Linked DNA regions of Mus musculus: region 2 is linked to region 1. A link is a loop called in an ENCODE intact Hi-C map of the cell type or tissue named here. Cell type or tissue: left cerebral cortex. All regions are shown on one strand. Each heading gives the region's core, and the rest is flanking DNA. Links, peaks and the distances in the headings are about the cores only.

The links. Peaks named below come from ENCODE experiments on the same cell type or tissue, not always from the same donor. Only the 100,000 strongest peaks of a DNase experiment are listed, where the experiment ranks them.
Region 2: it touches region 1 in a loop (2.7-fold over the local background); 2 of 42 quality-filtered maps call a loop at or near these places.

What each region holds. Positions count from the first base shown.
Region 1 is chr6:23,966,036-23,968,967 of GRCm38, forward strand. No RefSeq gene overlaps it. Among named protein-coding and RNA genes, the nearest start is that of Tas2r118, 2.6 kb to the right of the region's middle. In left cerebral cortex, for the core only: no CTCF peak of the experiment used is centred there; a DNase peak (open chromatin) is centred at 1,197; H3K27ac peaks cover 1,230 bases.
Region 2 is chr6:23,849,592-23,852,523 of GRCm38, forward strand. No RefSeq gene overlaps it. Among named protein-coding and RNA genes, the nearest start is that of Cadps2, 12 kb to the left of the region's middle. In left cerebral cortex, for the core only: a CTCF peak has its summit at 1,693; no DNase peak of the experiment used is centred there.

The sequences.
Region 1 (2,932 bases), core at 233-2,732:
CTGGCAAAAGTGAGGAGAGTGATTCCCAGGCCTGGAGGCCGCTTATGCAAATATCCTGTGCATGGGTATTGACATTCAGGAAATAGTGAGGAGATAAGTAAACCTCATGCAAACACTGAGGTTTACATTGTAGATTATTGGGAGTTACGAATTGGCAGGTGTATCAGAGACTAGTGATGGACTCTCTTGACTACCAGGAGGAGTCAAATGATGCAAATGAACCTATGCACCCTACTTCACCCTACTTAGTAGGAGTGTGGGTAAAGGAGAAAGATTTTTATCTAGCAAATAAAATCTGGGTGAGTCTAACTACGAATAGACTCTATGATAAGTGTTATTAGGAATTCACCATTGCTGCCTGCCCCCACTGTATCTAAGTCACTCACCAAGACCAGGGGGCACTGCATAAAGGGCAAATATTTACTTTCAAGCTACTAATAATTTGATGTGTACAAAGTGAATGATACTTGCAGGTGCCAGTCTGCAATGCTCACGGGGTTTTTTCCTTATTCCACTGCTGCTGCCAATGGGTTTCTAAACGTTTGTGCCCAACACTTAGAAACATACCTTTCTCAATTCCAGTAAGCACAACACACTCACTGCGAAAGCAGAGTGAGCCAAAGATACAATAAAGTTGTGAAAACTGAACAACAGAAACACATGAGCCTCTTAGTGCCAAGCTAACGGAAGATTTGCTTTGTTCTTGGTCACATTCTCTCTATTGCTTTTCTGTTAGCATCTCCCTTTTTATCTTTTTTTTTCTAGATTAAAACCCTTTGGTCCCTTAAGAAAACACCCCTTTGTTTGCTATCCATTTTCATTGGTTTTAGAGTGAGAAATAGTCATCAGTATGGATTTAACATTCTTACTTCTGTTTTCCAGCTGGGTTGCTTGGGTGATCTTGACTTGTCCTTTGAAATGAGATAATGGATGGAAGATTTCCTTGGGAACTTGTGGGTGTCACAGATATATAGGACAAGCATCGTTTCTGTTTCTATTTTTTTTTCAGACTTCCTCATCCTTCAGCTGTTCTTAACACTCCAACCTCATGCATGTCATGGATAAGTTTTCCATTGCACTTTTTTAAAAAAGGAAAATAGTGAGAACACTAAAAATACTCCCTAGTTTCTGGAATAGTATCTCTGTGTGTGGTGGTGGGGGCGAGGGGGTTCTTTTTGCTCATTCTCTATTTATATACTTGTAAAGAGAACAGTCCTTCCTTCTAGCTATCTGAGATTTTGGAACATGCAAAGACCCTTCTGTATATAGATACAAATAACAAAGGTATAATCCAAGCTTCCCTGGCTCTTGCTCAACCCACTCTGAAAGGATCCCAAACTCTTACAACCTAACTCCTAACAAGCTTACAAACCACTCCTTGGAGACCTTGGCCACATGGTTAAGATTTATTTTGCTCAGCATCCCTTCAGGTGAGACTCTGCTCAGCATTACCAAATATACCAGTTTTCCATCCCACCTTTAGCTGTAGCTGAGCCAGTGTAGCCTGGGAGATATCCACACTGCATGGAACACATCCTTCTTCAAGTAGGGCAGCATGTTTTTTTTTTCTTTCTTTCCTATGCAGTATCAGGGATACTGCTGAGAAAAACTGAATGGAAGTTTTGGAAGTGATCTTTTAGGCTTTACTTACATTCATGCTCTCAGCATCAAATATGGACTCAACATGGAAAATATGTCAGAGTGACACACTCAAGAGAAAAAGAATATCCATTTCTTTCTAGGCACCAAAATTTGCTTTCACAACCAGCCATGAGTTACCCATAACCATGTCTTCATTGGATGGTTTGCTTTCAGGAGTAGAATCAGTCTTCTGAAAGAAGAGCCAGAAGTTCGGTTCATCAACTATGTCCACCATGTATAAAAGTTGGAAAATTGTGTTCCCTACCTTGTCACTAGAACACAGAAAGAGATATGACTGTGTTTAGCAGAAATACATTGAAAGTGTCTGGGATAGATTAAGAAATAAGTATCCAGAGTTAGCTATTAATGAGATATTTGGTTGTTAGAGAATCAGTCAAAAGAAAGAGATGAAGAGAAAATATGTAATGGAGAGGTAAGACCAGACCCCTTTGCCTAAAGGCAAAGATCTGAAACTTGTTAGGGGAAGTTTAAAGCAATGCATATTGAACAATGATGTCTAATGGGTGATTTCAAAATGGATTTTTCTGTGGTTCCTATAGTCTTACCCAACTTGGCAAAATTTTGGATTGTTATAAGCGCAGAACAATAAGGTACAGAAAATGTAGGTTGACATCACTCCTGCGTTGTTAAGATGGATTCTTGATTCTCTTGTGTTATATAGGGCAATAAATAAACAAATTGAACGAAGTAGTTACAAATTAAAATAGCAAATGTTACAGAATGTTTGCTCTAAGTCACAGCACAATTAAATCAAGTATCCAGGCAATGACTGTTGTCAGTTTTTGCCCACTGAAATCATTGATATTTAGGGATATCATGGATGAGACCAGAGTGGGTAAATGATATTCTGGGGAAGAATACAATGTCTTGGTCAATGAAATAAAGAAGAGTTAACTTTCTACTAGACTTATAAAGGAACAAAGGGCCAGTATTTGGAGAGAGCAAGGTTGTTTGTATGTGTGTGTGTGTGTGTGTGTGTGTGTATAAATCACTGCATAAAAGTCTAGAAGCAGCAGAATAGGTTGTGGGCAATGGTAAGACATTTTCCTTCTTAAACTCAAGGTAGGAAGGGGGAATTAATGGCTTAATATATGGTGAGCATTAAGTGAGCAGACAATAAATTCCTGACAGGAAGGGGGATTTATATGAATTTGTGAGGCAATCAACAATGTGAGAATGATTTTGACTGTAATATATAGAACACCCCATGTTTACTATTACAGTGGTGGCAAAAGCTAAGCAGAGTTGGTGTGATCATGAGAAAAATCAA
Region 2 (2,932 bases), core at 234-2,733, 120 kb before region 1:
CTCAGGAGTTCCTGTGTAAAACCGAGTTAAGCACTAGCATAGATCCATTCATCTCTCTCTTCTAACTGCAGACTCAGTGATACCAACTCCTTCAAAATTCTACTGCAGAGATTTCCACAATCTGATGGGCCATGAGTGAAACCGTGAGCTAAAGAAAACCCTTTCTTCCTTCAGCTGCCTTGGTCAGACTGTATTACAGCAGGAGGAAAAGAAACTGAGACAGGAACGGACACATTTATATTTGAACCAGAAATTAGATATTTAGAACAAAGAGTCTACATATATACAAAATGAGTTCTAATGAGGTTTTTGAGTCTGTGCTATTAAGACAATTTTTTTACATTGTTCCTTTGTACTCAACATCACAGTTTCACATCTCACTTTTAGATAAGTGACATAAAATAGTCTATATAAAATAAACTTCTAAAATCCATTAATGTGTCTTATACATGATTTATTTGTGTGTAGGGGGATGCTAATAGGAGAGTGTATGTGTATATGGGAGTTCATGTGTAAGGCTCTGCATGGCTGTGATGTGCTTCTGGGGAGAAGAATGTGTGTGATTGAGAGGAAGAAGCGTAAGATGGAGGAGAGAAGACCCAATATGTATCAAAGCGACAGTCTTGCATCACAAGAGGATTGTTCATGCTTTTTCACCCCTCAGAAGTATGAACAAATAAATTAATAAATGTCAAAAGGTACCATTTAAAACCACACTCTAGGTAGCTTTAGGAAATCTGAAAATTCCTTACATTGCATCGAAGCTGAATTATACCCATGGGCTTTTCTAAGGAAAGATTCAAAATTCGTATCATGGAATACAAGACACCCCAAAGCTAAGAATCACTCTATCTGGGTACTTGTTTTTAATGAGAGTTGTAAGCATGCCTCAGGTTCATATTTGGTAACTAGAGTAAACTAAAGATTAATGATAAATAAGCCATATATAAGTAGCTATTCCTTCATAATTTACTAGGAAGTTTTAGTCACCATTTTCCCCTATAACCTCTTTAAACCAGCTATGTGATTTACATTAACATAATAAGAAAGATTATTAGGAAAGGCTTATCGTTAAATGTCTGTGTTTAAAACCTGAACAGTACTGACAGGTATAAATCATTTATGAAGGCAGTTAAATGTTAGATAAGCATAGGGAGACTTTATTAGTGGCTACACAGTTTTGGTAGGCCATTGAATACTTCTATGCTCACATAAATTTCTAGCACTCTTTAGAGACCCTGGTTCATGACTGTGAAAACATTTCTACTCTTCATCTATCCTCTATATTTACAGCATGCTAGAAAGGTGACAGCCAGTAATGTCTCAGTGTCTTGTTGAGGCTGGCAGGAGTCTGTGCCAATGATTGCATAAATTTACCAATTTGTATAGTGATAATAGTTGTTTATTTCTGGTGTTGGTATAGGGCTTAATTTTTAAAAGGAAAATAGTGCTAAATTTCGATGTATGCCTTTGCATACCAGAGCGGCAGAGTGGCATGTGTGTATGTGCACAAGCATGTGTGTATGTGCACAAGCCCGTGGGCATGCATTACCCACTGAGCACCTGATCTCACTGCACTGAGAGGTGCCTAGCACAACAGCTCTGCCAGCACGAAACCCTTTCTGCTCCCAAACATAAAATGAATTTTGGATTTACAAATTTTACAAATACAGGAATATCCATAAGATGGTGCTGTATCTTTAATTTAATCTGGTCGGGTTCTTGAATAAGGAAATATATCTATCACAAATAAGGTTAAAAGTCCAGATTACACTCCCCCCCCCCTTAATAAGAGTCTTAGGCTGTCTAGCTGACAATGTAAGGACAATTCAGAATTTTAAAAGCTATTTCACACATATCATATAATTACTAAAGAACCTTTGTTCTAGATTTAGCTGCCAACAACACATTAAAAAATAATCAAAATTCTCATTTCTACCAGCATTTTCTGAACTGCAGTCACTTTGAATATACCATATTAACCAAGAGGAGTGGTTGAATTATAGACAGTACCAATTTCTACCAAGGTCAATAGTAGTCTCTAGAAGCCCTTTGAAATACCCAGTCTGATTGAGAATTAGAAATGACATTGTATGCAAATGATTTCTTTCAAATGTTAAAATTTCTATTAAGTATTAACCCAATAAATTGCAATATCTAGTAAAAATCATTTCCTCAGTGATGGGAGTATAAGTTAAGTATGCTAATTTTATGGTCCAATAAAGGGTGATGCCTTCACAAGTAATGTTTAACTTCCCATTTAATTACTGAAATAGATTTCATAAATAGAATATTGCAAATGGGGCTGGAGAGATGGCTCAGTGGTTAAGAGCACCACCAACTGCTCTTCCAAAGGTCCTGAGTTCAAATCCCAGCAACCACATGGTGGCTCACAACCATCCTTAAGGAGATCTGACACCCTCTTCTGGGGTGTCTGAAGACAGCTACAGTGTACTTACATATAATAAATAAATAAATTTTTTAAAAAAATGAATATTGCAAATGGCTACTATTTCTATATTTTTGAGATAAATACTTTTATTTAAAAGGAATAAAAAGCTTTTGTCAAGAAGTGACAAGGGGAAGCTTGTTCATAAAAGGAAGAGTTAGGGGTCATGACACACATGACAGCCACAGAGACATAGCCAAAGACAAGCCAAGTTCCATCAATAAATACATGGAAATCTCAGCCACAGAGACATATCCAAAGTATGAGCCAAATTCCATCAATAAGTATATGCAAATTTCAAATCAGGCATGAACTGTTGTGAGGCATATTTAACTACATGAGTCTGACTTCCATTTATTTTCTCATTTTTCTCTTTGGATATTTCTTCCTTTTGGGGAACACCATCATTAGATCTCTTGTACAAAGTAATGCTATCATTTTGTAGGAAACTGAATAGATGTTTGTAGGCACGGTAAATTATAA